2 separate regions of the Mus musculus genome follow, and region 2 is linked to region 1. Evidence: chromatin loops called from intact Hi-C (ENCODE). Cell type or tissue: left cerebral cortex. All regions are shown on one strand. Each heading gives the region's core, and the rest is flanking DNA. Links, peaks and the distances in the headings are about the cores only.

What was found. Peaks named below come from ENCODE experiments on the same cell type or tissue, not always from the same donor. Only the 100,000 strongest peaks of a DNase experiment are listed, where the experiment ranks them.
Region 2: it touches region 1 in a loop (3-fold over the local background); 9 of 42 quality-filtered maps call a loop at or near these places.

What each region holds. Positions count from the first base shown.
Region 1 is chr5:76,410,153-76,417,955 of GRCm38, reverse strand. No RefSeq gene overlaps it. Among named protein-coding and RNA genes, the nearest start is that of Nmu, 50 kb to the right of the region's middle. In left cerebral cortex, for the core only: a CTCF peak has its summit at 3,880 (motif pointing right); a DNase peak (open chromatin) is centred at 3,860.
Region 2 is chr5:76,300,130-76,307,932 of GRCm38, reverse strand. It overlaps Clock (circadian locomotor output cycles kaput), which reads left to right and starts at 3,141. Exons shown (of 23, transcript NM_001289826.1): 1 at 3,141-3,278; 2 at 4,431-4,509. Gm7467 (predicted gene 7467) reads right to left here and starts at 3,057. Exons shown (of 1, transcript NR_152171.1): 1 at 2,406-3,057. In left cerebral cortex, for the core only: a CTCF peak has its summit at 5,733; DNase peaks (open chromatin) are centred at 3,110, 3,953, 4,222 and 5,766; H3K4me3 peaks cover 2,887 bases; H3K27ac peaks cover 2,076 bases.

The DNA.
Region 1 (7,803 bases), core at 1,556-6,555:
AATTAGGAACTATGGGAGAAAATGTCTTGGTTGCGAGGACTCTTAGCTTTGCTTTGCTGGGAAGACTTCCCCCCAACCCCCACCCCCATGTTTTTTGAAGAACAGCTTCTTGTGGGGTCAGTGTTGTCCTCAAATGATACCACGCCTGACAAGACCTTCAATTTCGGAATCCATGTCTATCTGTCATAGGTTTTCCTCTGACCTTGTTCTAGATTCCCATGAGGAGAAGAAGTCTAGACAGCTCACTACAGACTTGAATTGGCTTACTTTAGGTCTCCCTAAGCAGTTTAGGCAGACCACAGAGAAAACCTGACTTCAGAGCTCAGACAATGGGAATGGGAAGATCAGGAGAACTACCAACCCCTGTCACCTAAGGCATTTCTTGGTAATAATTCAAAAAATAAGTAAAATGTTCTTAAAGAATCGTGTAATTATTGTGAACTATTTGGCTCCCAAACAAGTTTGCTTGGTCAAGTAGCCACTTACTGGAGAGCAAAGAATAAAATGGAAATTTAGAATCGTATTACACCCAATCTCCCAGGAAGAGTTACAAATTGATGACTTCTGAAAGTGCAAAGCAAATTCAGATAAAAGCCACACCCACTGCTGGCATTAAAACTACTTTAGAGTGTGTGGAAAGCTGAGTCCTGGAAATTACTTCACAGTGAGCAATTATTTCTGAGACATTTTTGAAACTCATGGACAGCTAACAGTTCTGAAAAGAAATAGCATGTGTGTTCAGCAGTGTGGACACACATTTATCTTTCCATCCACGTTATTCTTTGTTATTTTCATCAGTTGTGAAAGCTTTCTTCGTATTAGCTTATAATACTTTGTTATCTTTATACCAAATAATTTCATTTTGAGAGGTGCTAATGTGAATGGTACTATGTTTGAAGTGACGTTTTTCACCTATTCACTCCTGGTTTCTGGCAAAGTGACTGACTTTTACACTGTTAACTTTGCATCATACCATCTTGCTATAAATGCTTATGGTTACATCATAAATGCTTATTGGTTACGTCAGGTTTTCAGTTGGTTCTTTAGATTTTTTTCTTTAGGTCAAAAATTTTATCTTTAGGTAAAAGATATCTATGGTTTGGATATTAGTTAACTGTGAGCATGTTTGAAAAGCTTGGTTCCCTGGATGGTAGTGTTGGGAAATTCTGTGGAACCTTTGAGGAGCAGAGCCCAGAGCATGTCCTTAGGTCAAGGGCAAGGGGTTATTGTCCTTAGGTCTGGGGACATTGTAGAAGACACTGTGAGGTGTCAGCCTTCCTCTCTCCCCAGTCCTGGCTCAAGATGTAACTGCTTGCCCTACCCCGTGTTCCCAACCATAGAAGCCCCACGCAAGCCTCACCAATTCTGAACCAATACAAGCGCATTGCCCTCGAACACCCAAAGTTGCAAACTAAATAAACCTTTTCTCTTAATAAAGGAAGCTGTCTCCCCATGCATCTCATTTAGTAATGCACGCTGACTCATACAAAGCTCACATTTTCCATGGACAAAGCCAGTGTTATTTCTTCCTTCACAGTAAGCATTTGCTCAGCGTTTATTTTTCTAGTCTGATTGCATTAGCTCAAACTCCCAGTACTATGTTAAGAGGGAATATCTTTATCTGATTCTTGATTTTAGAAGACCAGCTTCAAGTTTCTCATCATTAAATGTGAGTCAGCTGGGGAGCTAGAGAGGGGGCTCTGTGGTTAAGAGCACTTGAATGTTCTTCCAAGAGGTCCTGGGTTCAATTCCCAGCAACCACGTGGTGGCTCACAACCATCAATTATAGGATCTGATTCCCCCTTCTGATGTGCATGAAGAGAGAGCACTTACATACATAAAATACATGAGTAAATATATCTTTTTTAAAAGACTAGGTAAAATTTAAAAAGTGTAAGTCAGTTATGGGTTTCTATAAATGGTCCCCTCTGTTCTCTATTCTCAGTTTATTGGGAAATCTTTTTCTTATTGTGAATAGGTAATGTATTTTTACATGTTTTAATTAATTAATTTATTTGTAATAATAATTTATTGATTGTGACTTTTCTTCTTTAGTCTATTGAGATGCTGAGTTGTGTTAACCGGTTTTCAAGCGTTGAGCCTGATTTGCACGCCCGGGATAAGTCCCACTTGGAAGAGTGTGTAGGGCTTTTATACACTGCTTGGGTTAATTTGCTGATATTTGTTCAGGATTTCTGCACAATGCTTTTGAGTGATGTTAGTCTGTAGTTTCACTTTTCTGCCATTTTGGCCTGCTGTAGCAAAATATTATGACATAGGTAGTTAGCAAACGACAGGTGTTTCTTTTTCAGAGCTCTGGGATATATGGAACCTAAGCTCGTGCTGGCAACAGAGTCACCATCTAATGATCACCGTTTCCTGGTCCATACATAGCACCTTTTGTTCTGAAGTGAAGACTAGGAATTAAACTCCCTTGGGCATTTTTCCTAAGGATCCCAGTCCATCCAAGAGGCTCTGCCTTCATGACCTACTTGTTTACCAAAGGTCTCCCCTTAAACATGTAACAGTGGGACTAGCTTTTGACATGTAAATTTGGGGAGACACAAACATTCAAACCAAAGCACAGTTTTTGTATTGTGTTGTCTGGTCTTGATATTAGAAACTACTGTTGTTCATGGAACCCTGGGCTCTAGGACCCTTCCCCATGATACCAGAATCTGTGTGTGCTCATGTCTCTCATGTAGAATGACACAGAATTTTCAGATAGCCTTTATATATCCTCTTTGATGCTTTAGATTGTCTCTGGATTACTTATAATACTTAGTACAATATAAATGCTATACAGCATAGTTAACAGTGTATAACAGCATGCAAAGAGTCACTACACTGAATCGTTTAGGAAGTAGCAGTGAGTTGAGTAAAAGGAGCCCCTGTGTTTGGTACCATGAACTTTTCTCAAGTATTTTAAATTAGTGATTGGTTGAATCTGCAGATGTGGAACCTGGGAATGTAGAGGCTGAGGGTACTCCCTTCAGCTCAGAGGAGGTTAGAGTTCTTCCTTAAATGCTTTCTAGAATTCACCAGCAAACCCTGAGTCTGCTGTGTGTGCATGCGAACATGTGTCTGTGTGTTTATATGTGTGTCTCTGTATGTGTGTGGTATGTGTATGTATGTGTGTGATGTGTGTATATGTTGTGTGTCTCTCTGTGTTGTAGTGTGTATATATCTGTTTGAGGTGTGTGTATGTGTGTGTTTGTGTGTATGTGCATGGTGTGTGTGTCTCTGTGTGGTGTGTGTGTATGTATCTCTGTGTCTGTATGTGCATGTGTATTTGTGTGTGTATGTGTGTTGTGATATGTGTCTGAGTGTTATGTATGTATGTGTGTGTCTGTGTGTACATGTATGTGCATGAGTATATATGTGTGTGTATATGTGTGTTTCTCTGTGTGTATGTGTGTATGTCTTTGTGTATGTGAGTGTGTGTGTGTGTGTTTGGAAGGTTATTGATAACTGATTAGTTTAAATCTGTTCTCTTGCAGACTTGGGTTTATTCAGATTTGATGTCTTCTTGAGTGAATTATCAAAAGTATGTACTTAAGGTTCTTTCCATCTATTGAAGTTGTAGATAGTGGGCAGAGTAGATTAAAGGTGTTTGCCACCAGGTCTGAAGATCTGGGTCCAGTTCTTCAGATCCACACGGTAGAGAGAAGAGACATGTACAAATTGTCCTTGGACTTTCACATGCAGGTTGCGGTACACGCAGACGCAAGAGCACTTGCATGTAGAAACACAGATGTATTTTTCATCTGTGAATATTAAGTTGTTGATCATACTCCTTTATTAGTCCTTTAATGGCCATGAGATCTCTTGATTCACTTTATTTCTGGATGGTTGTTGGTAATTAATCCACCAGGTGGTGCTCTGAAACCAAATTGACTTCAGTCCTAATTTGAAGAATATGTCACCTGGGATAATACTCAACCTATCAACTATTATCAAACTGGAAAACAGTATATGACAAACTAGCCTTTATATTTAAAATATGTATGTTCTGTAATTATGTCAAATATGTTTGTTAGAAACATTTTAAGATAAAAAAATTACATTGCTTTTGTGTTTCTTAGTATGTGAAATCAAGAGAATATCAGTGGCTGTTGATACAAAGACCATCTATACTGACTGTCCTCTTCCTGATTCTTAGTGCCTCGGGCTGGTCCCTATCAGAGCTCACAGTTTGCTGTGTGTTGGGAGAGGCCCTGGGATGCTATGACCAATTCAAGGAATGTGTTAGCTACTTGTTTGGACTTACCTGGCAAGAATCACTTTAAAAGAAGAACGCTTTACTTCAGTGTACAATTCTCGGGATAAAGATCACCATGGCGGGGAAGACATGGAGGCGGGAGCATGAGAGGTCAGAAAGAAGAAAGTGGGGAGGGGAAGGGAGATCGAGAATGTGAGAGTACTGGGGGATTGGGGAGAGAGAGAAGAGGGACAGGGAGGGAGAAGTAGCTGGTGCCCCCTCCCATTTATTCAATCTAGGACTGCAGCCCATTTAGGGTGTTTTTTTCCACCTCAGTTATCCTAATCTAGAAGTTACTTCACAGATGATATACCCAGAGATCTGTCTCCTATGTGGTTCTAGTCCCAGTCAAGTTAACAGTATTAATTAACCTTCACACTGGTTAACCTGGTTTCATCAAACCCCCTGATTCTGTTCCATTCTTTCGTGTTACAGTCTCTTCTCTTGGCTCAATGCCTTCCTCTGTGGGTCCCTCTGAGGCTGTTGGACCTCATCTGAGGCTGTGTGCTCTGGCCTGCTCATCCAGTACTCTGCTTTCTTCTTGTCTTCCTTGAAGTAGGATTCATAGATAGGTGTAACCATTTCCCACTTTATCCATTAGAGGGGAACAGAAGGGGAATGCACGGGGGTGGGGGTGGGGGAAGGGGCCTGTGTTCTCAGAGATTTGGCATTAAATAAATTGTAATTATAACAGCGGCCCATGGGACTACAGTGCCAGTATCTTTGGAGTCAAATTGTCCTGAGTTCAAGTTCTGGCTGCTCTGGTTGTAACCATTGTGATTTGGATAAAGCTAGATGGTGTCTTTGGATTTCAGTGTTCTCTCCTATATGATGGGATAATCCCCACTTTGCATGATTGTTCTGGGGAGTGAGAGAAGTCACCTGCTGAAGGTGTCTCAGTTACCAGAGTGCCCATCAGTCAGGGCCCTTCTGCTCTTCTTCCTTATTCCTTTGCTTCACCTTGTCTTCAGTGCCAGGGACAGTGGCCCCCAAGTGCCACCCCTGCCTCACAAGCTGCTCTGTTACTTCCCAGGGACCACACCTTTATCTCTACTGTATTGGCCAATATGATGGTTAGCGACAATCATCAACTGGACAGAATTTAGGATTACCTGGGAAATGGGTCTCTGAATAGACCTATGGGGGTCATCTTGATTACATTACCTAATATGTAAAGACCCATGTACTGGGTGGTTTTGAGTGTCAGCTTGATTCAAGCTGGAGTTGTCACAGAGAAAGGAGCCTCCCTTGAGGAAATGCCTCCATGAGATCCAGCTGTAAGGCATTTTCTCAATTAGTGATGAAGGTGGGAGGGCCCATTGTGGGTGGTGCCATCCCTGGGCTGATAGTTCTGGGTTCTATAAGAAAACAAGCTGAGCAAGCCAGGGGCAGCAAGCAAGCCAGTAAGTAACATTGCTCCATGGCCTCTGCATCAGCTCCTGCTTCTTGACCTGCTTGAGTTCCAGTTCTGACTTCCTTTGATGATGAACAGCAATGTGGAAAATGTAAGCTGAATAAACCCTTTCCTCCCCAACTTGGTCATGATTTGTGTGTGTGTGTGTGTGCAGGAATAGAAATCCTGACTAAGACAACCCATATTAATAGTGGGCAATATCTGGGCTTATGTAAGTGGAGAACATAAGCTGAACACCAGCAGGCATTCAGAGATCTCCTCTAAAGTGACCAGCTGCTTCATATCCAGCTGCTGTCACATCCCCCACAATGACGGAGTGGGAGCTAAGATCAGCCCTTTACCCTTAAGTTGTTTTTGTTCATGACAAAAACAGAAAAAAAAACCCAAACCCCAATATGGTTAATATCGCATTGTTTATAACAGAGAGCCTGAGGCAGGCTAAATAAAAGAGTTTACAACTGAGGATTGAGTCTAAGATCAGAGAGTCCGTTGGATCAGGCGAGGGACTTGTGACATCACACCATAGCAGAAGCATACTGGGAACAAATCCATCACTGAGTGAGAAAACAGAAGGAGACTCAAAAGCCAGCTCAGGTTTTTATACCGCTCACTCCCAAAGCCAATATTCTTTCCAAAGGCAGGGTGTATAGTCACCTAAGTGTATAGTCACCTAAGTGTATAGTCACCTAAGTGTATAGTCACCTAAGTGTATAGTCACCTAAGTGTATAGTCAGTCACCTAAGTGTTTCCCATGATGCACTACCAGTGAGAGGTCCCATCAGCTCCTACATCTCCATAATAAAGACAAAAGTCCAAGTCCAAGGCAAAGTTTTGTGAGGCATTGCAACCATATGCAGAACATATATACCCTCATTGATTCCAGCTCCATATCGCCCTGTGTGCTATGCTACTTGGCCAACTACCTGCTGTGGCTTTCAGTACCAATCAGTGGCCACTTGCTTACTTCTCAAATGGTTACTGTGATGGTTTGTATATGCTCAACCCAGGGAGTGGCACTATTAGAAGGTGTGGCCCTGTTCAAGTAGGTGTGGCTTTTTGGAGTAGGCATAGCCCTGTGGGTGTGGACTTTAATACCCTTGTCCTAGCTACCTGGAAGTCAGTATTCTGCTAGCAGCCTTCAGATGAAGATGTAGAACTTTCAGCTCCTCCTGTACCATGTCTGCCCAAATGCTGCTATGCTCCTGCCTTGATGACAATGGACTGAACTTCTGAACCTGTAAACCAGCCCCAATTAAATGTTGTCCTTCTAATAGTTGCCTTGGTCATGGTATCCACAGCAGTAAAACCCTAAGACAGTTGCAATCCCTACAGCATGGCCTCTGGCTATACCTACTTCACTCCCTACCCAAGGAGATCCCTATTCTTGCTGCCCAGTTAACCAGCCTCTACTCCCAGACAATTGCCCACGTATTTTAATACTTTTAGCCTCTAAATCACATGTGCAAATCACATACACCTTTTTTGTATGAGGAGTCAAGACGTTTTTGTTAAAATTTAGCCTCACATTTTTAAGGAGAAAATTCTTTGCTTTCAGTAATAGCCACATTTTAATAGGACTTTTGCAAATGCCCCCCACTTTATCAGTGATGGAAATGGCCTTGAAAATCTACTGCCCTGTGTAAATATTGTTTATAGTTACAGATACAGAAATGTAATTATCAGCATTTGGTCAGCTTTGGGGTTCTGGGAAACTTGATTCTTTTTTTTTTTTTTTTTTTTGAACATATGAAGCTGTTTAATTAGGTTAACAATTTAGAAGACCAGTTTGTGAGGATACATCCTGTTTGTCAGGGAAAACTGAGATCGCAGGTAGCCCTGGAGCTGAGGAACACCTTTAATCTTTGACAAAATCTGCGAGTCCACAGCTTTCTGATCAGCCTTTCGCTGCTCTGTAATCTCGTATTTCTTAACTATGTTTTATTTGGGCTGCTCTTAAGCCCAATTGGTCAGCCCTAGGGTCATGGTATTATGGCTCACCTAACCCTTGGCGGCTTCTCTTCCTCCTACACCTTCTTCCTTGGCATCATTCTCCTCCGACCCCAAGCCTGAGAAACCTAAGCTCCACCTTTTGGCCCAGATATTGGCTGTTGGCATCTTTATTTACCAA
Region 2 (7,803 bases), core at 1,889-6,888, 110 kb after region 1:
AGTTGCTAAACAAAGCCGGGGGGGGGGGGTGGGGGATGGTGGCGCAAGCCTTTAATCCCAGCACTTGGGAGGCAGAGGCAGGCGGATTTCTGAGTTCAAGGCCAGCCTGGTCTACAAAGTGAGTTCCAGGACAGCCAGGGCTACACAGAGAAACCCTGTCTGGAAAAAAACAAACAAACAAAAAAAGTTGCTAAACAATACCATTCTGAATGCAATCGTGGTACACATACAGATATACAGTGGCTGAACCCCAACAGCACTGTAGCTCCTTAATTGGGCTTGAGGCCCACACAAGAAGGAAATCATTCCTGGTATTGGAAACCTGGCCAACTATCTGGTGCTGGTGCTGTCATGGAACTTGAAGGAGAACCTACAACTGCCATATTACTAATCCAGCAATTTCTAACTACATTCTAAATATTAATCCTTATACCCACAGATAAGTGTAAGTCTCACCCTTCATCAAAGAAACTTTTTCTAAACATACAGAGGCCATTTCAGAAAACCACATCAAAATGCAGAGGACAGGTGACTGTGTTGTTCAGCTAGAACACAGATCCTGTACCTAAGGCTCAGGAACATAGTGAGTCAAGAGGCAGAGAGAAGAAGACACAGAGGGAAGTTTGCTGTGACACTGTGTCTTCTACAAATGACAGAGAAGCTCCACCCATGAAGTCTCAACAATATGGCTGCCTAAATAAGACCCGAACAAGGAAGACACCAATGAGACATGCTAACAAGGAAGGGGTAAACCTTTGATACAAAACTACAGGCAACTAAGGAATGCTAAAATCAGGAAAAAGTCTACCCCAGAGAAGAGCCCTTAATTGGTTATCCAATATCAAGTGGCATTATACAAACCAAGTGGGCTGTATATATATATATATATTTGGGAATACATGTGCACCAATTAGAGAAATAGAGGCCACGAGTTTGAGGGAGAGCAAGGTGAATGGTTGGGAAGGAATGGAGGGAGAAAAGGGGAGGGGAAAATGATAGAATTATATTTTAATTTCAAAACTGAAAGTGGCCAACACTTGAGATGGGATTTACTTAGCAGGTAGTGTCAATACCTAGTGCCTCTCAATTGCTCTATGAACTGAGACTATTATCTGCAGTTTACATTTTTTTTTTTTTTACAGATGAATAACTTGAAGTTACATCATTTCACAGATGAATAACTTGATGAAAAGACAGTTGAAAAGAGAACCGGAAACACTTAGTTTAAATGACAACAAGGCACATGGTGTTTAAGGCCATGGTTTAGAATTGGGAACCTAGATTTAGGATTTATGAAACTATGAGGCAAAACTTTTGTTTACTGGAAACACAGTGTTAAAGTTGGGAAATTAAAAAAAACTTTTTTTTTTTAAATGAGGGAAAAGTCGTAAACTGAACCGTGGGAAATAGTCAGACAGTGACAGAGGACTGAGCAGAAAATCAAGGGATTATCAACAGGTCTTGGTAAATAATTAAACAGAGAATGTGAGCGAGGGAGGAGTCACAGGTGACTAAGAGGACAATGAAACCATTAAAGGGGGCAAAGGTCATTTTGATATATATATATATATATATATGTATATATATTATATATGTATATAGTGTGTATACACACACTAGAGGAACTATAATAGAAAAAGAGAATGAATAAAGCCAAAACATTTGACCCAGGGAAAGCATTCAAATTCATTTGGCTGCAACCTATTTACCAGCCTCAGTACCCTTACCTCCTGCCCCTTTTTTACTACCAGTGATCAAGACACTAACTTGTAGATGGCAGAAAAGCTCTTATTGGTTTTAAGCAATAAAACAAACACATTCACGAGTTTATTGATTACTTTAACTGAACTTTCCAAAGGAATCTAGCCCACATCGATTTCAGCGCTCATGCATCTAGGCTATATCACCATGTTTTAATCTGTTTTCTGGTTTTTCCCTTCGTGGTGCCTGCTCTTTCATTAGTCACACAAGAAAAGATTATTTTCTTTCAGTATCAGGTTCACTGGGAAACAATCTTCTTGGCAGTAATTGCCAGCCTGAGACAGAGAACCCAAGGTTTCCTCCTCCACAGTGTCCTGCCTGGACCACAAGGACAGAGTGGAGAATGGGTGGGTTCAAAGGACGTGAACCTAAGCGAGCAGCAGATGGATTAGGACAGCAGAAACTGTGCCTTTCGATGGCGAAACGGTACAAAGACTGCCAAGGAAAGATTCTCCTGGCAGGGTTCTGGCTACGTAGCCAGGAATTTGAGGATTCTCCTCCTAGTTCACATTGCTGGGGGGGGGGGGGGGGGATCGCAGCTAATTCCTAGTTTTGAAGTTGGTTTTTTTTTTTTTTCTTTCCTGAATATACACCAAGAACTTAATTCTTATTGAGACAAACATTACCTTGTAGACAGGATTTTTGGAGCTAAAGAGTATAGGTTTATTTATTGCCTTCTGTTTGCTGTACGAGTTGATTTTTAAAAGAAATTGCTATGAATTAGCTTCTTTCCCAGTAATTCGGGTGCAGTAGCTAAGAAACCAGTGTAAACTAGGGTCCTGGTTCATCCGTAGCGCCATGCTCATCTTTTGCAGTGCCTCCTGCCTTTTCATAAAAGGAGCAAACACATCCCGACCTTTTGCTTCCCTGGCTACAGCCGAGGTCACTTGGGTCGTCCAGGTCCATCTCGGGGAGCAGCCAGCCTAGCGTGTCTCTAGGAGCCGGGAAACCGAGTCCCAGGCATCCCACGAACCTCCAGGAGAGGAAACCGAGCACTGGGCTGGAGAAGTCTAACTTGGCGTAGGCCAAGCTCTCTGCTTTCCCGGGGACAGAGGCACCATTCCAGGCGGCGGCTCCCACTGGTTGGGAGCGCCGCATCCCGGGGAACCGCGAGCCGCCCAGGGCGCTGCGGGCGGCCGCACCCTCCGCTAGGCCCCGCCTCCCGGCCTGCGAAGGGAAGGGGGCCTCGGGGCATCCCGGCTTCCCTCGGCGGCCGTGGAACGAGCTCACGCCGGCCTGCAAGAGTGGGATTTCCTCGGGTGCCCGGGATCCCCAGGCGCGGCTTCGGGGCTGCCTAACGGGGAAAGTCGCATGCGCGCCCGGCGCGCTGAGGGAAGGCGGCCGCGAGGGGAGGGGCGAGTGCAGAGCCTGGCCGGCCGCGGAGCCCCGCGCCCACGACGCATGCGCCGGGAGGCAGCGCAATCACGGACTCGGCTGGCGGCTACCGGCTGGAGAGAGGAAACCCCGGACGGCGAGAGCGCGAAGGAAATCTGGCCGCCGCCGCGCACGCGCTCCCGGTGAGTGCGCCCCACCGGGTGGGCCTCGGCCCGGCGCGCGGCGGGCGGCTGGCCTGGGTGGCGCATGCGTGCTCCCGGGTTCCGTGGAGGAGGGGAAGGCCGGGAGGGGGAGGAGCGCGGCGGTAGCGGTGAATTTTGAGGGGTGGGTCGGGGGCGCGCACTCGCCGCCCCTGGTGCTGCCGGCTCCCGGAGCCGTGGCGTGTCCCGGCTGTCGCCGCTCGGCTGTCGCGAGCCGCCGCGGGCAGAGTCCCGGGCGGGGGAGGGAGGAAGCCGGAGCCTCAGGCACGGTGAGGACGCGGGAGGGCGCGGGGGGCAGTGTGTGGGACCGGGGCAGGGAACAGGGCGCGGGGCGCCAAGGGGGTGCGGGCCAGGCCGGGAGGCAGGAGCTGCGGCCGGGGTCCGGGGACGCGGAGAGCGCGGAGCTCTGGAGAGTCGCGCTCAGCCGGGCCTGCGCCAAGTGTCCCGGGGCCGCTGGGGGTTACCTGCAGGGCAGGGGGGCGCGGTGGGTCCCGCGGGCCCCGGGGGTTCCGGGGCCGCGTCGCGCTTGAGACTGGGCGCGGGGTTAGCGCGGGGCAGGCCGAGTCGGCCGCCGAGAGCGCTCGCGCCCGGGACCCGCTAGGCCTTGTGACCCACTTTATTCCTGTCACCACTCGGGCACGTTTGGAGCGGCGCCCAATGGGGCGCTGGGGCGGCCAGCTCCTCCGCGGAGCCCCCGCCCTCGCGGCGGCCGGCGCGCGCCGGGATCCGCAGTCCGAGCGGCGGCCGCCGCCGCCCAGGGCTGGTTCCGTTAATGGTCCTGGTTCCGGGGCTCGGGCCGCGGGCTGCTCTGGGCCCCGGGTGTCCGACTCGAGTCGCGTGCGCCGCGCCGGGCCGCGCTCTGCCTGTGGGGCTGGCCGTCCTGGATGTGGTCCTGGCTGTCCCGGTACCGGGAGTAGCGCCACGAAGTTTGTATCTTTGTGGGGTGTTTTCTGCCGCTGTGGAAGTCCGAGGTAGTCAGCAGAATCCTGAAAGATGAAGGAAGAGCTTTGGCCTCTGACCTGACAGATGACAGATCAGGCCGTGGTGTTTTGATATTGCAATGCCGAACCACACACTGCATGAAGCCTTTCTAGATGCTTTAAAAACAACAGACTCTGGTGTTTTCTATTGCAGTGAAAGAAAAGCACAAGAAGAAACTTTTACAGGCGTTGTTGATTGGACTAGGGCAACGATTCCCAAAATCACCAGCAAGGTAATTTCCCTTGATTGCATTGTTGTAGTTTTAAAAGCGACTAGAGAAAATTACAGACCATCCCCATTCATATCTGATTGAAAAAAAATGAATAGGCTGTAACTTAATTCGTGACTGTCTCTGAGTCCCACAGAACACTTGAAATCTGGTTTGTTTTAAAATCTTAGGAGAAAGAAACATGTGCCTAGGTTAGCTTGAAGAACTGGCAGGATCACCTGTGAAAAAAAGGACACAAAAAATTGTCATATAGTGAAAGAAAGCTGAATTGTGTCCTGTTGTATGTGTAACTATATATAATCTATATGTCCATATTTGTGCGTGTGTGTGTGTGTGTGTGTGTATATATATATATGTGTGTGTGTGTGTGTGTGTGTGTACACATATAGACTACATATAGCCTGTGTTGCTCGTCAATATGAGGAAGTCCTAGAATAAATACTAGAAAACCAATAGTTATGGGAAAGGGTGGAAAATGAAATGCTTTATGTGCTTATAGTCTTATTCTTTTAATGTTTTATGGATTTATAAACAGGTTTTATAGGGAATTTTGATCATTCTCTATTTTTTTCTCTTAATATTTGAAAAGTAAACTGGAGAAAGTTTAGGTGAACTTGATTGTTGTTTACATTTTACGATGCTGAAATCACAGGCAAATTCAAAACTTGCTAACCCTTGATGACTGCATTTGGCGTTAAAGTTGGAATGCGCTTCTTTGGTAGTATAGTGCCTCCTTTTTATATTTTTAAAAACTATAGTTTTATAGTTTTTTTTTCCTTTCGTCGATCCCTACCTCAATGTTTACATTCTGTTTACAATAATAATAAACCAGTTTATTTAGCTGAGTGACTTTTCTTGTGGGAAGCTATTATTTTCTTCAAGGAAGTCAGACATGAACCCCAGTGAAATATAAATATATGTATGTGTATTTGAGTGTGTGTGTGTGTGTGTCAGAGTGTCTGTGAGTATATATGTGTGAGTATATATGTGTGAGTATGTACATGTGTTGTGTATGTGATTATTTCTTAAGGAAAACAGAATTCAGAATTAAATGCAAGAAACCTAACCATTTGTGATAACAGATTGTGTAAACATATATTAATGATGTGTCTAGTTCTGCTGGCAGGCGTAATTTTGACAGCAAGGTTAAGGTTGAAAGGGTGTTGTGTGAGAGTGGATGCAATTTTAGGGAGGGAATACTCAAAAACTCCCTCTAGTGACAATAATATTCCATGGGGACTAGTTGCATGGGCACCAGTATTTTTTTATTTGGTAGGCCAGGATGTTTGTGCTGTTTCTGTTTGAGGCAGATATATGACAGTCACTCTAGTGCAAAGTGGCATTTAGTTTTCACTTGAATATCATGTATGTAGCTCTTTTCTAATCTTTTAACGTATGAATCCTGTAAGTGAAGGCTGTCTTCTGTTTTTGTTGTTAAGATAGAATCTCTTAGTGTAGTAACCCAGGCTGTTATGGAAATTACTGTGTAGTCTAGACTGGCCTTGAACTCATGATAATCCTCCTGCCTCAGCTTCCTGAGGACTAGAATCACAGGTATTTGCCACAACACTGGATATACATTTCTATCTATTTCTACCTCATGTCTTTCTTCAGAAATAACTGTTATCAATTGGATGACTAGCTTTCTGTATCTATTTCTGTGAATTTATGAATATATCTGCTTTAGCCTTAATTGATTTTTTTTTTTATGGTAAGGTTTTTGGAGGAGGGTATTGTGTTGGGAAGTCTTATTAGTATGTAGTCAGACTGGCCCATGGTGGAAGTATTGCTCAGCCGTTTGAGTGCTAGGGTTATGCTTAGCCAGTTACTGGGTTCCTGAATGATTGTTCTGTCTGTTTGCCTGCACTGTAAATCACACCCCACCCCACCCCCCAGGGTAGAAAGGACTTGGAGTATGTCAGAAAGTTTTAACGTGTGATAGTAATCTTAGGGAATAACCTCTCTACCCCTTACCTCTACAGCTATTGAAGGGCTAGTTGATATAGAAGCATTTGCAGTTTGGAGGGAGTTCAAACTGATGTGAATTCAGCCTAGAGACTTAGATTTTAACATTTTTATATAGGACTCTTAAGGGCCTAATTGTAGGGTTTCAAGAATGGGCCCCTGAGGGTGAATCTTAGCCTTGTAACTAGTTACAAAAGGAAAGAAGAGAAGAACCAGAGAGCTCAGGCTGGCATCTGAAGGAGCCAGCTGCCATCTGACAGCAGGCACCTCAGAGATGAATGCTGTGGACATGGATCTACTGCATAGATGCTTTCCGCCACGAAGAGCCTCTTTATTTGATCATTATAAACTAGTTACGTGTTGATTTCAAGATTGTTAGAAATATGGAATGAAGTATAGTTTGCCAGTGAACTGTTGTCCATGCTCAGCCATGTCAGACAGGTATTGTTACTATAGAAGAAGGTGGTCGGTCTCTTCCTGTCTCACTGTCTTCTCAGCACCACATGAAATGCCCCCTCTCCGTACCTTTCCTTATGCTGCTGGGTCAGCTAAAGTATTTATTTGCTCTGAATGTTTGCAGGGAGCAAATTATTTATAAAAGTTTCACATTTTATAGCCAAACTGTTCTGTGACTATTTCAGTACTTGCAGATCCATGAAGCTTCCCTTTGGAAATGTAATTGCCTTGTCGATAGCATATCACTAACACTGCAGTTTTTCTTTTCTGAGCTCAATTGCTGGTAGAGTTGTAAAAAATTACTCATCTAACACTTTCAAGTGTAAGAACAGTTTAATACTTACTAATTGGCTTAATTACATAATGGCATTTATAAGTTGCTTTACAACCATTTTTAATAACCCTGATATATGTAATTTCTATGAATTAAGTAGATAACGAAATTCTGCTTTCTGTATGAGTTACTCTGAAAATGTTAAATTACCTAAATAATCTATACTGACAATTTTAATTTTGAGTTATCACTTTTGTTGTATAATTCATGAAGAAATAATTCTGCTTATAATTTTAAGTTTGCCCTATCTACAAAAAGAAGTCATTGATAAAGAGTGAGTTTTTATTATTGCTTTCGATTTTTTAAAAGGACTATTTACTTTAAAATTCTATTTTGTTTGTATGGATGTTTTGCTTGCATGTATTTTTGTATACTGTATTGTGTGTATGGGGTTGGGGGTGGAGGCCAGAAGAATATCAGATACCCTGGGACTGGAGTTACAGATGGTTTTAAGTTGCCATGTGAGTATTGGGAATTGAATCTGGGTCCTCTGAAAGAGCAACCAGTGCTTTTAACCATTGAGCCATCTTTCCAGCCTCTAA